Linked DNA regions of Homo sapiens: region 2 is linked to region 1. Evidence: read pairs that join two places in POLR2A ChIA-PET (ENCODE). Cell type or tissue: GM12878. All regions are shown on one strand. Each heading gives the region's core, and the rest is flanking DNA. Links, peaks and the distances in the headings are about the cores only. Region 1 overlaps AIG1 (androgen induced 1). Region 2 overlaps AIG1 (androgen induced 1).

The links. Peaks named below come from ENCODE experiments on the same cell type or tissue, not always from the same donor. Only the 100,000 strongest peaks of a DNase experiment are listed, where the experiment ranks them.
Region 2: POLR2A ChIA-PET joins it to region 1 with 5 read pairs; 3 of 35 experiments call an interaction of 5 or more read pairs at or near these places.

The regions. Positions count from the first base shown.
Region 1 is chr6:143,272,705-143,281,420 of GRCh38, reverse strand. All of the region lies in intron 3 of AIG1 (androgen induced 1), which reads right to left. Among named protein-coding and RNA genes, the nearest start is that of ADAT2, 170 kb to the left of the region's middle. RefSeq lists a silencer at 1,695-1,989 and an enhancer at 4,889-5,018. In GM12878, for the core only: no CTCF peak of the experiment used is centred there; a DNase peak (open chromatin) is centred at 4,780; H3K4me3 peaks cover 447 bases; H3K27ac peaks cover 673 bases.
Region 2 is chr6:143,067,664-143,076,379 of GRCh38, reverse strand. The region is part of intron 1 of AIG1 (androgen induced 1); the gene reads right to left. Among named protein-coding and RNA genes, the nearest start is that of AIG1, 11 kb to the right of the region's middle. In GM12878, for the core only: no CTCF peak of the experiment used is centred there; no DNase peak of the experiment used is centred there.

The sequences.
Region 1 (8,716 bases), core at 2,945-6,944:
ATCATCACTGCATAAGAACAGCACTCTTAGTGTTTTGCTCACTGTGGTATCTGCAGCACTTAGAAAAGAACCTGGCACAAGAGAGGTACTCAGTCAATATTTTTCCAGATAATTTAATCTTCAAAACAACATCTTATATGGATATTATTAACTCCATTCTGCAGATGGGGCAAAAAAGGCTCAGAAAGGTTAATTATCTTGCCTAAGATCACAGAGCTAGTAGGTCTGGAGGTAGGATACAAAACTAGTTCTGTATGCCTCCAAATCTCATGCTCTTTTTTCTGCATTAGTATTATATTTTTAAAAGATATCACAGTTGAATAATGTTTGAATCAATAAACCTGTAGAAGTGCATAATTGCAGATCACTTACATTATCTCCCAACAGATTGGAATTATTTTTTGGTTGGGCCTCAAAACAAATAAAAAGGTCTTCACTGTAAAAAATGATTTTTGCTAAATATGTCTTTCCTGTGATATATTATCCAATCAATAATAATAAACAATAACATTAGCTAGCATAAAGTCAGAACTTTTTTTTAACTTTTATTTTAGATTTGGGGATACACGTGAAGGTTTGTTACATAGGTAAACACACGTCATGGGGTTTCATTGTACGTATTATCTCATCACCCAGGTATTAAGCCCAGTACCCAATAGTTATCTTTTCTGCTACTCTCCCTCCTCCCAACCTCCCCCTCAAGTAGACCCCAGTGTCTGTTATTTCCTTCTTTGTGTTCATAAGTTCTTATCATTTAGCTCCCACTTATAAGTGAGAACATGCGGTGTTTGGTTTTCTGTTCCTGCATTAGTTTGCTAAGGATTACAGCCTCCATCTCCATCCATGCTCCTGCAAAAGACGTGATCTCACTCTTTTTTACGGCTGCATAGTATTCTGTGGTGTACAGGTACCACATTTTCCTTATCCAATCTGTCACTGATAGGCATTTAGGTTGATTCCATGTTTTCGCTATTGTGAGTGGTGCTGCAATGAACATTTGTGCACATATATCTTTATGGTAGAATGATTTCTATTCTTCTGGGCACGTACCCAGTGATGGGATTGCTGGGTCTAATGGTAGTTCTACTTTTAGCTCTTTGAGGAATCGTCATATTGCCTTCAACAATGGGTTGAATTACACTCCCACCAACAGTGTATAAGTGTTCCCTTTTCTTCGCAACCTCACCAGCATCTGTTACTTTTTGAAAGTCAGAGCTTTCTAGTGGTATGATGACAGTTACAGATGGCTGGAAGCGAGCTGAAGAATGATCTGTTGCTGTTTCCCCAAACACAAATACCATTTACAACTTACAGTATTTTCAGGTAGATGTAGATCCACCTTGGATAAATGAGATGGTTACAAAGTCTAGTCACCAAAGGTGGCTCTTAGCTCTTAAGAATTGTTTGGACTGTTTTCTGCAGTACATTGTCAACAGAACAATTCCCCAGGAGCTGAGCTAAAAACAAGGCTTGACTTGTTTGAAGAGCTAAGTAAAATGAAGGTTGACAGCCCAAGGAGTAAACCTTTGGTCTTCCATATAAAGTCCATCCTAGAAAGTACTGGTCTAGGATATAAGTGGTGAACCTATCCCAAGCTCTATCATCCATTTTAGCTAGTTTTAATGAGGAGCTATCATTTGGAAGATTGTGTCCAAAAAACGAAGCCTAAATCTATCCTGATTTATTGCATCATTTGTGCTTTTCTTAATGGGGTCTTGGTGGGTCCCCCGTGATGGAGCGGAGTGAACTGACTCCACTGCCATGGAGGCTGTGAACTGACCAGCCTCCCGTGACAAAGGTCTATTTGCAGAAGAGATCCACAAGGGGGTGTCACCTCCACACAGAGCAGTCCTCACACCTGAGGTGGGGCTGGATTCACGGAAGGACCCATGATTAATTCTGATGTGAAGACTCGGAAGCAGATGGGACAAGAAAAAGGGCTTTTGCAGAAGAGGCTCAAAGGAAGACAGCAGTGTAATGAAGTGGAAAGATTAGGAGGCTGGCATCTGAGATCTAGTTCTGATTTTGTCCTTCCTCACTCTCAGACCCGCAGGTTCTCACACATGTGTGAAGCTTAGTATTATTCTTTGTAAAATGAGGCAGTTGGATTAAATTAGTGCTTCTCCTGAAGAGCTAATGAGTTTTGCTATAACACATGCCAGGGCTGACCCACCTATGCTTTAGGGACAGTAGCCACAGTGCCAGGGCCCATGAAAATGTCTTAGTTTCTTTTAGAATCAGAAGAAAAAAATGAACTTTCAGAGTTGAAGATTATATTCATCTGTATACCAATGCTGTCATAAAACATCATATACGTATACACACGTACACACTAATGTAAGAAGGGACTCACTAACACAAAGTGCTTAAAATCTACAAAAGCCATACTGTGGCCCCGTTCATGCTACTTGATTTTTTTTTTAAAGTTCTCACCCAATTCACTCACATTTTTCTTAAATAAATGTACTTAAAGGAAAACTGTATGTAAACTCTCATAAATGGAATATCATTTGTCATAAATAGAAGATAATCACAAAAACAAAATACAATAAAAATGAATTAATCTTATTAGATTATTTTGAGGCCTCCCCTATCTGTGTTAAATAAGGACATTAGTAAGTATAGAGGGGCACTAAAGATATACTGGCATGAAGCTGGACACAATGGCTCATGCCTGTAATCCCAGCACTTTGGGAGGCTGAGGCGGGCGGATCACCTGAGGTCAGGAGTTCGAGACCAGCCTGGTCAACTTGGCGAAACCCCGTCTCTACTGAAAAAACAAAAATTAGCCAGGCTTGGTGGCAGGCGCCTGTAATCCTAGCTAGTTGGGAGGCTGAGGCAGGAGAATCACTTGAACCTGGGAGGCAGAGGTTGCAGTGAGCCGAGATCACGCCACCGCACTGCAGCCTGGGTGACAGAGCGAGACTCAGTCTCAAAAAGAAAAAAAAAAAAAAAAGAAAAGAAAAAAGATATACTGGCATGAAAGAGAGACTCTCCTAAACAGAATGAGAAGGACTGAAAGATAATTCAGAGGGAATAAACTTTTCACTATGCAATTTAATATTATTTAATGTCACGTCCCCGTGCTACATAAATTATCTTGCAAAACACAAGAGCTATACAGCCTACATACTGGGGTATACTGGAATAGATTATTCATAAGTTGTAGTTGTACCTTCTAACTACTAGATTATTTGATTTATGAATGGATGTTCTTTCACCAGGAAACTGGAAAGATGGATGAGTTGGAGGTTTAGATTCTGACAGACGAATGTAATGGTATTAAAGGAAAAATGTTCACACTACACAAGAAGGGTCTGGACTGGCTCCTGGGGAAAATTTTGGACTATTTGTGATGGCAATGAATGACCTATAAACTACAGAGAAGTTTTGGAATAATCTTCGCTGTGGATTAATAGAAGGACAAAAATTATGCTGCATGATGGTATAAATCCAGGCAAGTCAGACGGATGAATTAGGGGAGCTCTCAAGACTATTTTAGATCTCTAGAATTGAGAGTTATAATCAGAGTGTACAACACAAAAATTAATAGGCAATATTTGAAGACTATGTTCAACTGCTATTTCTCTGGTCTTTCTCCTTCTCTCCAAAATATTTTTTAATAGGAGGGTACTACTCCCATATCATATGAACACCAGGCAAGAATCGTTTTTTCCTCAGAAGTAAAACCAGCTTTTGTATGTGAGGTGTGGCCAACCTCATTGGGTCATAAGAGACCTGGCAATCCCCTGTCCGCTACTGGCACCTGTAGGATACAGGCAGGCCTCTGGAAGTGTTTGCACAGTTATGTGTGCATCAAATCACTAGAGGAGCTTGTTCTTGCCTTCATGTTTTCTAATAACCCAATGACAACTTTGGATCATAAATAAAAAGATGGCAGTGTGCATGTGCGTGTGTGTTGCACACTTAATAAAGACATGCATATCTTTGCAACGTGCATATCTTTGTGTTACTGTGCACCTGTATTCTTATAAGCACCTGGACTGCAGGCAGGGCCAGCGATGTGACTGGACTTGCCTACGAAGATGGGATACGGAAGGGTTCCTAGGAGGTCCAATAAGTTTATAGCTATATTGTAAATAAGAATAGTATGAAAAGCTATCCTAAGATACAAAAATTGTGCACTCTAGATTGTAACTCGAATATTTTGTTTACTTTTTCCTGTTTCCTCTCACCCCCCCATAGAACAAAAGGGTATTAAAAATGAGAACATTTTTATCTTGAAATAAAGCAAGAAGAAATTTCCAGGTTTGGAAATAAAGCCCATTGCATTAGCAAAACATGATCTAAAACAATAGAAAGGGGACATGAGAAAAACTGAGAAAAATCACCAATCTCTGGCTGATCCTAATCTTTGGCAAAGCTTCTAGGCTTCCCAAATAAGTCAAATGTTCGAAGAATACAGGAAAACGCAGCATTAGTGAGGGCATGAAGAGAATCAACGTGGATCTGCCCTTGGGGCCACTGAACAGTGTTAGCTGGATGAGATGTTTCTCCTCTTCAAGGGAGATAGAAATGACATCCGAAGTAGCTTGGAAAGAAAACTGATGCAGGCTCCAAAAAAATCCCCTGAATTTTTACCTCGGGAAATCTGACAAAATGTTTTATCTTGAAACTATCATTATTAATTTCGCTAATTGGTCAGCTCAAAATCTGCTACCCTCCCTCCCTCCCTTCCTAGTAGAGACATTGTAGTGTTTTGAATGATGAGGAACTGCCAGTCTCAGCCACTATAGTTTCTGTTTCTCCAGAAGTCAAACAGAACTTCCTCTTGTCATGGGTCTCCCTCTCCCCAGCGCCCAGTGCTGGCTTTAGTTTGGTGCTACCTATCAGCATGGCATAGAATCTCTCTCCAGAAACTGCCAGGGCATTTTTTAACTGTGCCTTTTTGGCATATGTTGGATACCTGTTCCTGCCGGCTGTCAAACCAGGCTGAGATGCTCTTACACCAGAACAACCTCATGTTCAAAATGAGGTTAGAAACAGTGACCCAAGGTGAAAAACTCAGGTTCAGACAGAACAATACTTACTGAGTGCCAGTATGTTCTGGGCACTTCCAAAACTCTTTATAGGCTAAGGACTAAATTTGGAATTTACTCACTTCTAACATTAGCCCCAACAACTCTTAGGATATGGTTTTAATAATTACGCCAAATAAAATAGTGTTGCACACTTAATTAAGACATGCATATCGTTGCAATTAAGAGCAACTATATGTCATAGGAACCATTACACTAGGACAGTGACACGTTTTACTGGGCTATTACTTTTGCATTTAAAGATTTTAAATATGACTTGAGGCAGTAACTATCTCTTGCTGAATCCTAATGAGGACACCCAGGAGGTGCTAAGGGGCCATGGCATTACCAGGAGGCTGCAGTGCGGTGTGTATTTTCTCTTTCCTTTTCAGCTCAGCAGCCTGTGGGCCACCAATTAAGGAATTCTTTTTGTGACTGGGATGCTAGAGATGACCCATGTTGTACCATAAAATATAACATCCATTTTTAAGTGACTTAGTGTTTGCTTTCTTCCACGAAGATTTCCCAATTAGTATGTGTAGTTCTCACAGAATAGCACCTCTAATGAATGCCCTCAGACAGGCAAACCACTATACTATGATGAGCTGTATGCAGACTTGCAGACCAACAATGGCACAAAGGCCAGAGTGATTTGCTCTGCTTGGTTATGTCAAGGAAAGATCTCATATCATGGTGGACATTAGAACTGGGTTTTTAAATGTGACTAGGGGTTGATAAGTAGAAGGGTAAAGGACAGCATTCATTCACATGGCCAAGGAGAAGAAAAAGTAAAGGTACAGCACAGTCCACTAAGGGCACTGTTACCACTGCAAGACATGAAAGAGGATGAAGAGCTGGGTTTGCACGGGTGAGGGTGAGGGAGGTGTCTGCCAAACCCTAGAGGGCTTTGAGCTGGAGTCTGCCCTGCAGGAAGCAGACGTTCCTCTATAGGTTCAGACATCTTCCATGGAGTTTAAGATCTAGAGAAGTAGGAGAAACAAATTTGGATATTAATAGTAGAAAGATTAAGCTGGAGAAAGAGTGGAGAAGGGAGTGAAGAGAGGAGAGATTTATCTGTCAAGTCGCTCCCCTCTCCTGCCTGGTTCCTATCCTGCTGGCTTTTCAAGGAAGGGACTTTCCATGACTTTCTTCTAGGCCACTTCCTCAGCCTCACACCTCTTCCTCACCTCTCTGCAGCCTTGTCACCTACAATTTCCCCCTTTCTACTCTTCTTTTTCTCCTTTACTTTAATAAGCTCCACAATACAGACAACAACATAAGATAAAGAACAAAAAGAAAGCTAGTCTAACTTTGTAAATGTCAATTTGACAGGTAAACAAAGAAAATATTTATTTCATCCCTCTGTGTTTATGCTGCTTCCTCTATCATTAACTGGATGTGCAGAAATATGGAATAACAATAATAATAGCTACCATTTACTGAGCTCCTAATATATGCTGAGTTTATACTAGACATTTCCCACTGTTATCATATTTAATTCTCACAGCAATCCTAATGTAGTAGTTATCTTCTTCATTTTATACATGACGAAATGAAGGAACAGAGGGGTTCACTTGTCAAAGGTAGTGTAGAACTCATAAATGGTGTAGCCAACATTTGATTCCAGATCTACCTGACTCTAAAACATGCTCTTTTACTGACACACACTGCTTCCCATGCTCGTTTGTTCATTCATTCATTCATTCATCCAATAAATACTATATTCCTACTATACACCAGTCATCCTTGCCTCCAACGGACTGCTGTTCTGGGAAACATGTCTCAATTAGGTGAATAAAAATTTAAAGTCTCTCACCTTGGAAAAGATCTCATTCACTGGGGTTGCATGTATAGGATCTTGGAGTAGAAGTGGCTCACACAACACATGCAAATAATTGAAGTTATTCTATGAGATCTATTTATTGCATGCCAGGAACTGTACTGATCGCTTTACATGGAATAAAACTCATTTAATTCTCAAGATAATGCCTCAAGGTATATGTTATTATCATCATCAATTCCATTTTACAGAGACTGAGGCACAAGAAGTTAAGAAAGTTGCACAAGTTTATCCAACTGGAAGGTGGTGAGTTTGTGCTCAGACTTGGGCAGTTTGACTCCCAGTGCTCTGCTGCCTATGGAGCACCAGGACAACCGAAGGATAAAAGAATGGCCAGGGGTAGATCTCCTATGAGGGAAGGGGAGCTGACTGTGTCATGGCTGTGCCTGGGAGAAGGAACCTGAAATCGTCTCTCATCGCCCCACCATTCAGCTTCTTAAGATTCCAGGGTCTGAGGGACAACAGGTCAGTCTTTATGCCCATGTCAGAGGGTAAATCCCACAGGTAGCAAGAGCCTCATGGAGGTAGAGGGGAAGAAGGGAGAGTAACTCCAAGCTGTTGTCATGGAGAGGCATTCTCTTTCTGAGATTTGTGCTACCTTTCTTGTGTTTTTGGTGGCCCACTCTCCTTAATAGTATTTTGGAAACTGATATGGTTTGGCTGTGTCCTCACCCAATTCTCATCTTAAATTGTAGCTCCCATAATTCCCATGTGTTTGGGAGGGTCCTGGTGGGAGAAAATTGAATCATGGGGGCAGTTTCCCCCATACTGTTCTCATGGTAGTGAATAAGTCTCACAAGATCTGATGGTTTTATAAGGGGTTTCCCCTTTTGCTTGGCTCTCATGCTCTCTTGCCTGCCACCATGTAAGACATGCCTTTCGCCTTCCACCATGATTGTGAGGCCTCCGCAGTCACGTGGAACTATGAGTCCATTAAACCTCTCATTCTTTATAAATTACCCAGTCTCAGGTATGTCTTTATCAGCAGCGTGAAAATGGACTAATAAAGAAACATTCTGGGGAGTGAGGTGAAGAATGCAAGAAGAGAGAGCAATGGGGGACACAGCAGAGGTGAATGGCAAGGGAAAAGTGAAACTCAAGTAGGTGTTCCTGCACTCAGTAAAATTTAAAGCATTGAAGTATTTTCTTAAAGAGCACGGAAAAGTGACAAGTTTGGGGAGCAACTATAGAAAAATGAAACATCATTCACAGCACTCTGAAATTTAACAAAAGGAAGCTTGAAAAACAATAACCTAGGATTTTAATGTTATTCACCTGCTTTTCAGATATTTTCTCAGTAGAATCCACTTATTCGTAGATATCAGCATCCTGCAATGTCAGAGTATGGCTTTAAAAACATAATTCTGACTATGTGGTTCTCTTCTTTAAAATATTCCCACAATATTTTTTTTTGAGACGAAGTCTCACTCTGTCGCCCAGACTGGAGTGCAATGGCATGATCTCAGCTCACTTCAACCTCCGCCTCCCGGGTTCAAGCAATTCTCCTGCCTCAGCCTCCCAAGTAGCTGGGATAACAGGTGCCGATCACGATGCCCAGCTAATTTTTGTATTTTTAGTAGAAATGGGGTTTCACCATGTTGGCCAGGCTGGTCTTGAACTCCTGACCTTGTGATTCGCCCACCTCGGCCTCCCAAAGTGCTGGGATCACAGGCATGAGCCACCGCGCCTGGCCAAAATCTTCCCACTATTTTCAGGTGAAGTCCAAGTTTCTTGGCATTGCCTTCAAAGGCCCTTACTATGTGATTCAACCTACTTTTCTAGATTAATCTTATACCACTCTGGACTGGCAACTGTTATTGTTCCATTAAAAGACCTC
Region 2 (8,716 bases), core at 3,149-7,148, 210 kb after region 1:
GCTATACTAATATCAGACAAAGCAGACTTTAGAGCAAGGAAAATATTTACCTAGGAATAAGAACATTTTATAGTGATAAAGGGTCAATCCACCAAGCTACATAGCATTTCCAAATGTGTATGTACTTTTAACAAGGTGTACATTCCAAAATATATGATGCAAGAACTAATAAAACTGAATTAGGAAATAGACAAACCCACAATTATACTTAGAGACTTCGATTCTCCTTTCTCAGTTAATGAGAGACCCAGAAAACAAGCAAGAATATACAAGACCTGAATAACACCATCAACAAACTTCTCCTAGTTGACATTTAAGAAACACTCCACTTACTAAAAGCAAAATACATATTTCAAGTGCACACTGAATATGTAACATGATGGCCCATATTCTCAGCCATAAAACCAAACTTAACAAATTTAAAAGAACTGAAATCATGCAAACAATGATCTCTGATTGTAATGTAATTAAATTAGAAGTAAACCATGAAAAGCTATCTGTAAAAAAATATAGTGTACAACTCACTGTAAAATAGAATCAAAGGAAATTTTTAAAAATATTTTTAATTGAATGAAAATAAGATGTATTAAAGCATGAGATACATTTAAAGTGGTGCCTAGGGTAAAATTTTTAGCATCGAATGCTTATATAGGAAAGAATAAAGGGTTCATATTAATCATGTAAGCTTCCCCATTAAGAAATTAGTTAAAGAAGAACAAAACAAACCCAAAACAAACAAAAGGAAGAAAATAATAAAAGTTAAAAACAGAAATCAGCCTCGCACAGTGGCTTATGCCTGTGGTCTTAGCACTTTAGGAGGCTGAGTGGGGTGGATTGCTTGAGCCTAGGAGTTCAAGACCAACCTGGGCAACATGGCAAAACCCCGTCCCTACCAAAAAGTACAAAAAATTGTCTGGGCATGGTGGTGTGTGCCAGTAGTCCCTGCTACTTGGGGGGCTGAGGTGGGAAGATCACCTAAACCTGGGAGGTTGAGGCTGCAGTGAGCTGCACTCCAGCCTGGGTGACAGAGTGAGACCTTTTCTCAAAAAACAAAACAAAACAAAAAACAGCAACAAAAAAAGAGAGAAATCAATGAAATTGAGAACAATAAAAATAGACGAAAAAAATCAAAAGCTGATCTTTGAAACAAATCAATAAAAATTTGTTTAACTCCTACCCAGACTGATAAAGAAAAAGGAGATAAGGCACAAATTACCCATATCAGCAATGAAGTATGATTATCACTACAGACCCTACAGACAATAAGAGAAAGATAAAAAGGAAATGCTGAAAGATGAAATTGACCAATTATTTGAAAGATACCAAATCTGTTTTAAAAATTGACATTAATAGTCCTACATTTTGAAATCAAATAGAATTTGTGAATAAAATTTTCCAATAAAGAAAAGCACAAGCCCAGTGGTTTTCACTGGTAAATTCTACCAAACATTCTGGACAGAAGTAACACTAATTTTGCTTAATCTCTTCCAGAACACTTAAGAGGAATGAGGCCAACATATCCTAATATCAAAGCCAAAAACAATAAAAGAAAAACACACTATTGACAAATGTTCCTCATGAACTGAGAGGCAAAAAAACTCAACAAAATATTAGCAAATTAAATCCAGCTATATCTAAAATGAGCAATACCTCATAACCAAGTAGCATTCACCCCACAAATGCAAGCTTGGTTCGAGTCAAAAATCATCGCACATCATTATTTTAAATTACACTACAAAGCTATGGTAATCAAAACAGTAAGTTGCTGATATAAACATGGACCAGTGCAACAGAATCAAGAGCTCAGAAATGAATTCAAAGATATATAGTCAACTAATTTTTGACAAAGCCACCAAAAGAACACAATGGGGAAAGGATAATCTCTTCAATAAATGGTGCTGGAAAAACTAGATTTTCACAGGCAGAAGAATAAAATTAGACCATTCTCTTGCGCCATATACAAAATTCAACATGAAATGCATAATCGACATCAATGTAAGGCCAGAAACTATAAAACTCCTAGAAGAGAATACACGGGAATAGTTCCCAGAAAATGGTCTTGGCAATGATTTACTTATTTATTTGGATATCATACCAAAAGCTCAGGCCACAAATCAAAAGTAAATAAATGAGACTACATCAAACTAAAAGTCTTTTGCACAGCAAAGGAAACAATGAAATCAAATGGCAACTTACAAATTGGGAAAAATATTTGCAAACCAACATTTGATAAGGGTTTAACATCTAAAATTCATAAAGAACTGATGCAACTCAATCATAGAAAAACAAATGACCCAATTAAAAACAGGCAAAAGACTTGAATAGACATTTGTCCAAATAAGACATAAAAATCACCAACAGGTCTATGAAAAGGTGCTCAATATCACTGATATAGTTCGAATGTGTTTTCCTGCCTAAATCTCATATTGAAATGTAATCCCCAATGTTGGAGGTGAGGCCTGGTGCGAAGTTATTGGATCATGGTGATTTCTCATGAATGGTTTAGCACCATCCCTGTTGCTGTCCTTGTGATAGTGAGTGACCTCTCGTGAGATCTGGCTGTTTACAAGTGTTTAGCACTTAATTCTCTCACTCCTGCTTTTGCCATATAACATACAAGCTTCCACTTCACTTTCTGCCATGACTGTAAACTTCCAGAGGCCTCCCCAGAAGTAGATGCTAGTGTTATGTTTCCTACACAGCCTGCAGAACCATGAGCCAATTAAACCTCTTTTCTTATAAATTACCCAGTCTCAGGTATGGAAATGAAAACCAAAACCACTATGAGATACCATCTCACACCCATTAGAATGGCTATTATCAAAACGTCAAAAAAGAAGAAATGTTGGCAAAGGTGTGGATAAAAGAGAACTCTTGTACACTGTTGGCAGGAATGTAGGTTGGTAGAGCCATACGAAAAAGAGTATGGAGGTTTCTAAAAAATAAAATTAAATAAAAAATAGAACCACCATATACCCAGCAACCCCTCTTCTGGGCATATAACCAAAGGAAATGAAATCACCATCTCACAAAGATATCTGCACTCCCATGTTCATTGCAGCATCATTCACAATAGCCAAGATATGGAAACAACCTAACTCTCTGTTGATAGACAAATGGACAATGAAACTGCAGTGTATATATACATACAATTCAGCCCTAAAGAAGAATGAGATCCATTTGTCACAACATGAATGAGCCTAGAGGACATGATGCTAAGTAAAATAAGCCAGACAGAGAAAGAAAAATATTGCATGGTCTCATTTATACGTGAAATCCAAAAAAAATTCAAATATACAGAGATAGAAAACAAAACAGTGGTTACCAGGCACGGGAGTGGGAAGTGGGGAGGAAATGGGGAGAAGTAGGTCAGAGGACATAAAGTAGCAGATATGTAGGATGACCAAGTCCAGACATCTAATGTACAAAATGAGGACTCTATGTAATAAAATTGTACTGTATCTGGGATTCATGCTAAACAAGTGGCTTTTAGTGGCTCTTGCCACAAAATCAAAAAATGGGCAAATCTGTGAAATAATGGATATGCTAATTTGCCTCAATACAGTAATCTTTTTACCATCTAAATATATCCCATAACATCATGTTGTATACCTTAAATACACACAATGAAATTTATTTTTTAAAAATTTGGAAAAAAGTCAAGAAAAACCATATGAACAAATCAAAGCATAAGACGAAATTCAACATCCATTTGTAGTTTTTTTAAATCTCTCGGCAAACTTGGAATAGAAAGAAACTTACTCAACTGATCAACTGATAAGGGGCATATACAAAAAAAAAATCTATATCTAACATCATACTTAATTGCAAAAGACTACATGTTTTCCTCCTAAGATAGGAACAAGAAACAAGAAAGGATCCTTCTAAGGATATCTGCTCTCTCCTCATCTACCTAAAACCTACTAGAAGTCTTAACCAAGGCAATAAACCATAAAAAGGAAATAAAAGCTATCCATATTGAAAAGGAAGAAATAAAATGTCTCTATTAACAGGTGACATGATAGTCTAAATAAAAAAAAGAAACTCCCATAGAATCTAAAGCAAAGCTCCTTGAATTAATAAATAAGTTTAGTTAAATCACCAGGACATAAGGTCAAAATATACACATTAAATATGTCTATACACTAACAATAAACAACCAGAAAGCAAAATTTAACAAAACAGTACTATTTGTTTCACTAAAGAGGATATACAGATGGCAAGTAAGCACATGAAAATATATTCAACGTCGTTAGCCATTTGAAAAATGAAAATTAAAACCACAATGAGCCAGGCATAGTGGCTCACACCTGTAATCCTAGCACTTTCGGTGACTGAAATGGGAGGATCACTTGAGGCCAAGAGTTTGAGACCAGCCTGGGTAATGCAGCAAAGCCCTGTCTGCACAAAAAAAAAATTTAAAAAAAAACAATCTGGGCACGGTGGCACATGCCTATAGTCCCAGCTACTCGGGAGGCTGAGGTAGGAGGATCAACTGAGCCCAGAAGTTTGAGATGACAGTGAGCTATGATCATGCCACTGCACTCCAGCCTGGGTGACAGAGCGAGACTCAGTCACACACACATACACACACACACACAAGAAAAGAAAAAAAAAGAAGAGAAGAAGGAGGAAGAGGGGGAGGAGAAAGAGGGAGAAGGAGGAAGAAGAAGAACAACAACAACAACAACAAAAAAAGAACCACCACTACCACCACCACCACGATGAGATATCACTATACACCAATTAAAATGGCTAAAATTAAAAATATTGACAACATCAAATAACTGGCAAGAATGGGGCTAAATTTTATCTGTCACATATTTCTGGTGGAGATATAAAATGGTACAGCCACTCTGGACAACCATTTGGTAGCTTCCGGTAAAACTAAAAATTGCAACTATCACAGAATACAGCATTTTTCTTCTTGGATGTTTATATCAGAGAAATAAAAACTTATGGTCACACAAAAACCTCTGCATGAATGTCCACAGCAGCTTTATTTATAATAGCCAAAACTGGAAACAATCCAGATATCCCTTAACGGATAAATGGCTAAACTGTGGTGTATGCATACTATGTAATACTACTAGCAATTAAAAAGGAACGAACTACTGATACATGTAACACCTTGGGTGACTTTCTAGGTAATTATTCTGATTTTTAAAAAAAGCAATCCCCAGAAGTCACATATGTATGGTTATGGATACACAATATTCTTGAAATGACAAAAATCATAGAAAGAACAAATTAATGGCTGTCAAAGGTTAGGGATGGGTCAAAGGGAGAAGGTAGTTGTGGCCATAAAAGGGCTACATGAGGTATCTTCGTGATAATGGAAAGGTTCTATAACTTTACTGTTTTAATATCAATATCTTGGTTGTGATATTATAATACAGTTTTGCAAGGTGTAACCACTGGGAGAAAGTGGGTGAAGCCTACACAGTATCTCTCTGTATTTCTTACAACTGAAGTGAATCTACAATTACCTCAATTAAAATGTCAATTAAATATAAAAGGGTCACTGCCGTTGAATGTTTTTGTCTCTAAAATTCATGTGGAAGCTTAATCCCCAATCTAACAGTATTAAGAAGTAAGGCCTTTTAAGAGGTGATTGAGTCATGAGGATTCTGCCATTAATGGATTAATGTGTTAACAGATTATCACAGGAGAGTTAGTTATCACAAGAGTGGGTCTGTCATAAAAGCTAGTTTGGCTCTTTCTCTTATGCCTCTCTTGTCCTGTGATGCCTTCCACCATGCTATGGTGCATCAAGAAGGCTCTCACCAGATGCCAGCACCATGCTTTTGTACTTTTGAGCCTCCAGAACTGTAAGACATAAGTTTCTTTTCTTTATAAATTACCCAGTCTGTGGTATTCTGTGATAGCAACACAAAATGGACTAAGAAAATAAAAATTTCTAAAAAAAAATTAAAAATACCATTCACAATAGCACTAATCAAAAATAAAATAGGTATAAACCTAACAAAATACACGCACAAACTATATGCTGAAAACTACAAAACATCAATGAAAGAAATTTAAAAATCTAAATAAATGAAGAGATATGTCATGTTCATGGGTTGGAAAAGTAAATATTGTTAAGATGTCCAACTTTCCCCAAATCGTTTTATAGATTCAATTAAATTCTACTAAAAAATCCAAGTACAATTATCTGTAGATATTAACAAGATTATTCTAAATTTAAACAAAAAGGAAAAGTAATTAGAATAGCATAAACAAATTTTGAAAAAGAACAAAGTTAGATGATTCTCACTACCTGCTTCGAAGATTTACTATAAAGCTGCAATCAACAATGTGTGGTACCTGTGAAGGGACACACACATCAGTGGAGCAGAACAGAATCCAGAAACAGACACACAAATGTAGTCAATTGATTTTTGACAAAGGTGCAAACGTAATTCAATGGCAAAATGACAATCTTTTCAAGACACGGTGCAGGGAAAATTGCACAACATATACCAGAAAAAAAGGATTATAGATAAAAATGTAAAACCTAAAACTTTAAAACTTCTAGGAGGTTCCATAAAAAGAAGAAAAATGGTAAATTTTGTATCATCAAAATGAACTTTTGCTCTGTTTAAGACACTATTGATAAAATAAACTACAGACAGGAAGAAAACATTTGCAAATCACATATTTGCCAAAGAGCTTTCATTTGGCAAACATAAAACCTCTCAAAGCTTAATAATAATAAAACAACCCAGTATTTTTTAAATGGGCAAACTTCACAAAGAACATGAATATATTATTAAAAGGCACAGGAAAAGATAATTAACAACTTCAGTCATGAGGGGAACTCAAAACCACAATGAGATAGTGCTACACACCTATTAGAATGGCTGAAATAAAAGAAAAATTGACAACGCCACACTCTGAAGATACAATATGAGTTCCCATCTGTGGAGCTCTCACACATTGCTGGTGGTAATGCAACATGGCACATCCACTCTGGAAAATTGTGCATCTATCAAAACTGTGCATCTATCAAAACTATGCATCTGTCAAAACTTACAGTATTGTATACTAAAAAGAATAAATTGGCCGCGCGCGGTGGCTCATGCCTGTAATCCCAATACTTCGGGAGGCCAAGGCAGGTGGATCGCTTGAGCCCAGGAGTTCGAGCCCAACCTGGGCAACATGGCGAAACCCCGTCTCTACTAAAAATACAAAAAAATTAGCCAGGAGTGGCGGCATGCACCTGTAATCCCAGCTACTCGGGAGGCTGAGGCGGGAGAGTCACTTGAACCTAGGAGATGGAGGTTGCAGTGAGCCGAGATCACGCCAGTGCACTCTAACCTGGGCGACAGAGTGAGACTCCATTTCAAGAGAAAAAAAAAAAAAGGAATAAATTTTAGTGTATGTGGATGAAGAATTTATAAAAACCATATGTTCATATTGAATTTTTTGTTTTTTTAACAGAAGTATATATATGACTGAAAAGTCAAATATCAAAATACTAACATCAGTATCTCTAAGTGATATCCGTAATTTTAAAATAAGTTTTAAAGAATATGATTTTTTCTGATATCTGACTACATACGTATGAACACACATATACATATATACTGTAGTCTCTCTATGTTCCTGTATGTACTAAAGTTCCAAAATAAATACCATCCTGAAGCACTAAAATGCTAAGATGCAAGGAAAATTAGGGAGAATTAAGATGGACTATATTTTCTTCCCTGTATTTCTATTGTTTCCTGTATTTGCACAAATTTTCTATAATAAGTATGTATCGCTTTTGAAATTAATTTTTAAAATTATAACACAACCTGACAGACCTAAATATAAGACAATGTGAGTGCACTAATGCATTGTCTGACTTTTCAGAATTCCATGCTTCTGTCTTACATCTTGTTCAATTCCACAATGGATCTGATCAAGTGGTGTCTCACTTTCCAAGAAAGCTCTGCTTCCACCGCACTCAGAAGGGCTACCCTGCAGGTGAGGCATGGGCCCTTTAACTGTCTAACTACAGACTGCACAAGAGAGCTATGTTGTATAGAATCCTAAGCAGTAAGATTTTTCCAAGCACGCTTGGATCACATGAACATCTGATTCAATGTGGAAAATTGTACTGTTGTTCTTGCTTCCCCCAGAAACATGACATTTCAGAGGAACACACAGAAACAAATGAAAACCCTCAAGAGCAGTTACCAATTTTGCCAAATGTTATACCAGACATGGGGGAATGGCAGGAATGGGAAAAGAAGTGACCTCAACTAGTGGTCAGATGACTTTCTGTAATTTCAATACCATTTGCAACTAAGAGGGAATGGGTGATTATATCATCAACTATTTCCCCCACTCTAACAAAACCAGGCCCCTATTTTATGCCTGATCCAAAAGAAACATGCAAAGAAGGTGAAGAGGATTCTATGCAAAGCATTATTCTCACAATTCTTCCTCCAGGTTAGGAAAAAACATTATTTGAGCCTTCAAGTTTATATGCATATTTTAGGGTCAAGTCTGAGTCTCCTGAAGAAAAAAATTGCAATTTTACACTCTCTGTATAATATCCAAAACCCCAAAAAACAAAAAACAGAAAAAAATCCACCTAATTTTGTTCCCTGAGTACTCAATAAACTACTGGCCTTCACGTGGCAATGTGTGGTTTTGACTGGCAAAACTAAGTACCATAGTTACATAATGACATGCAGAATCTCTTCTCAAGGTATTTTATTTCCTA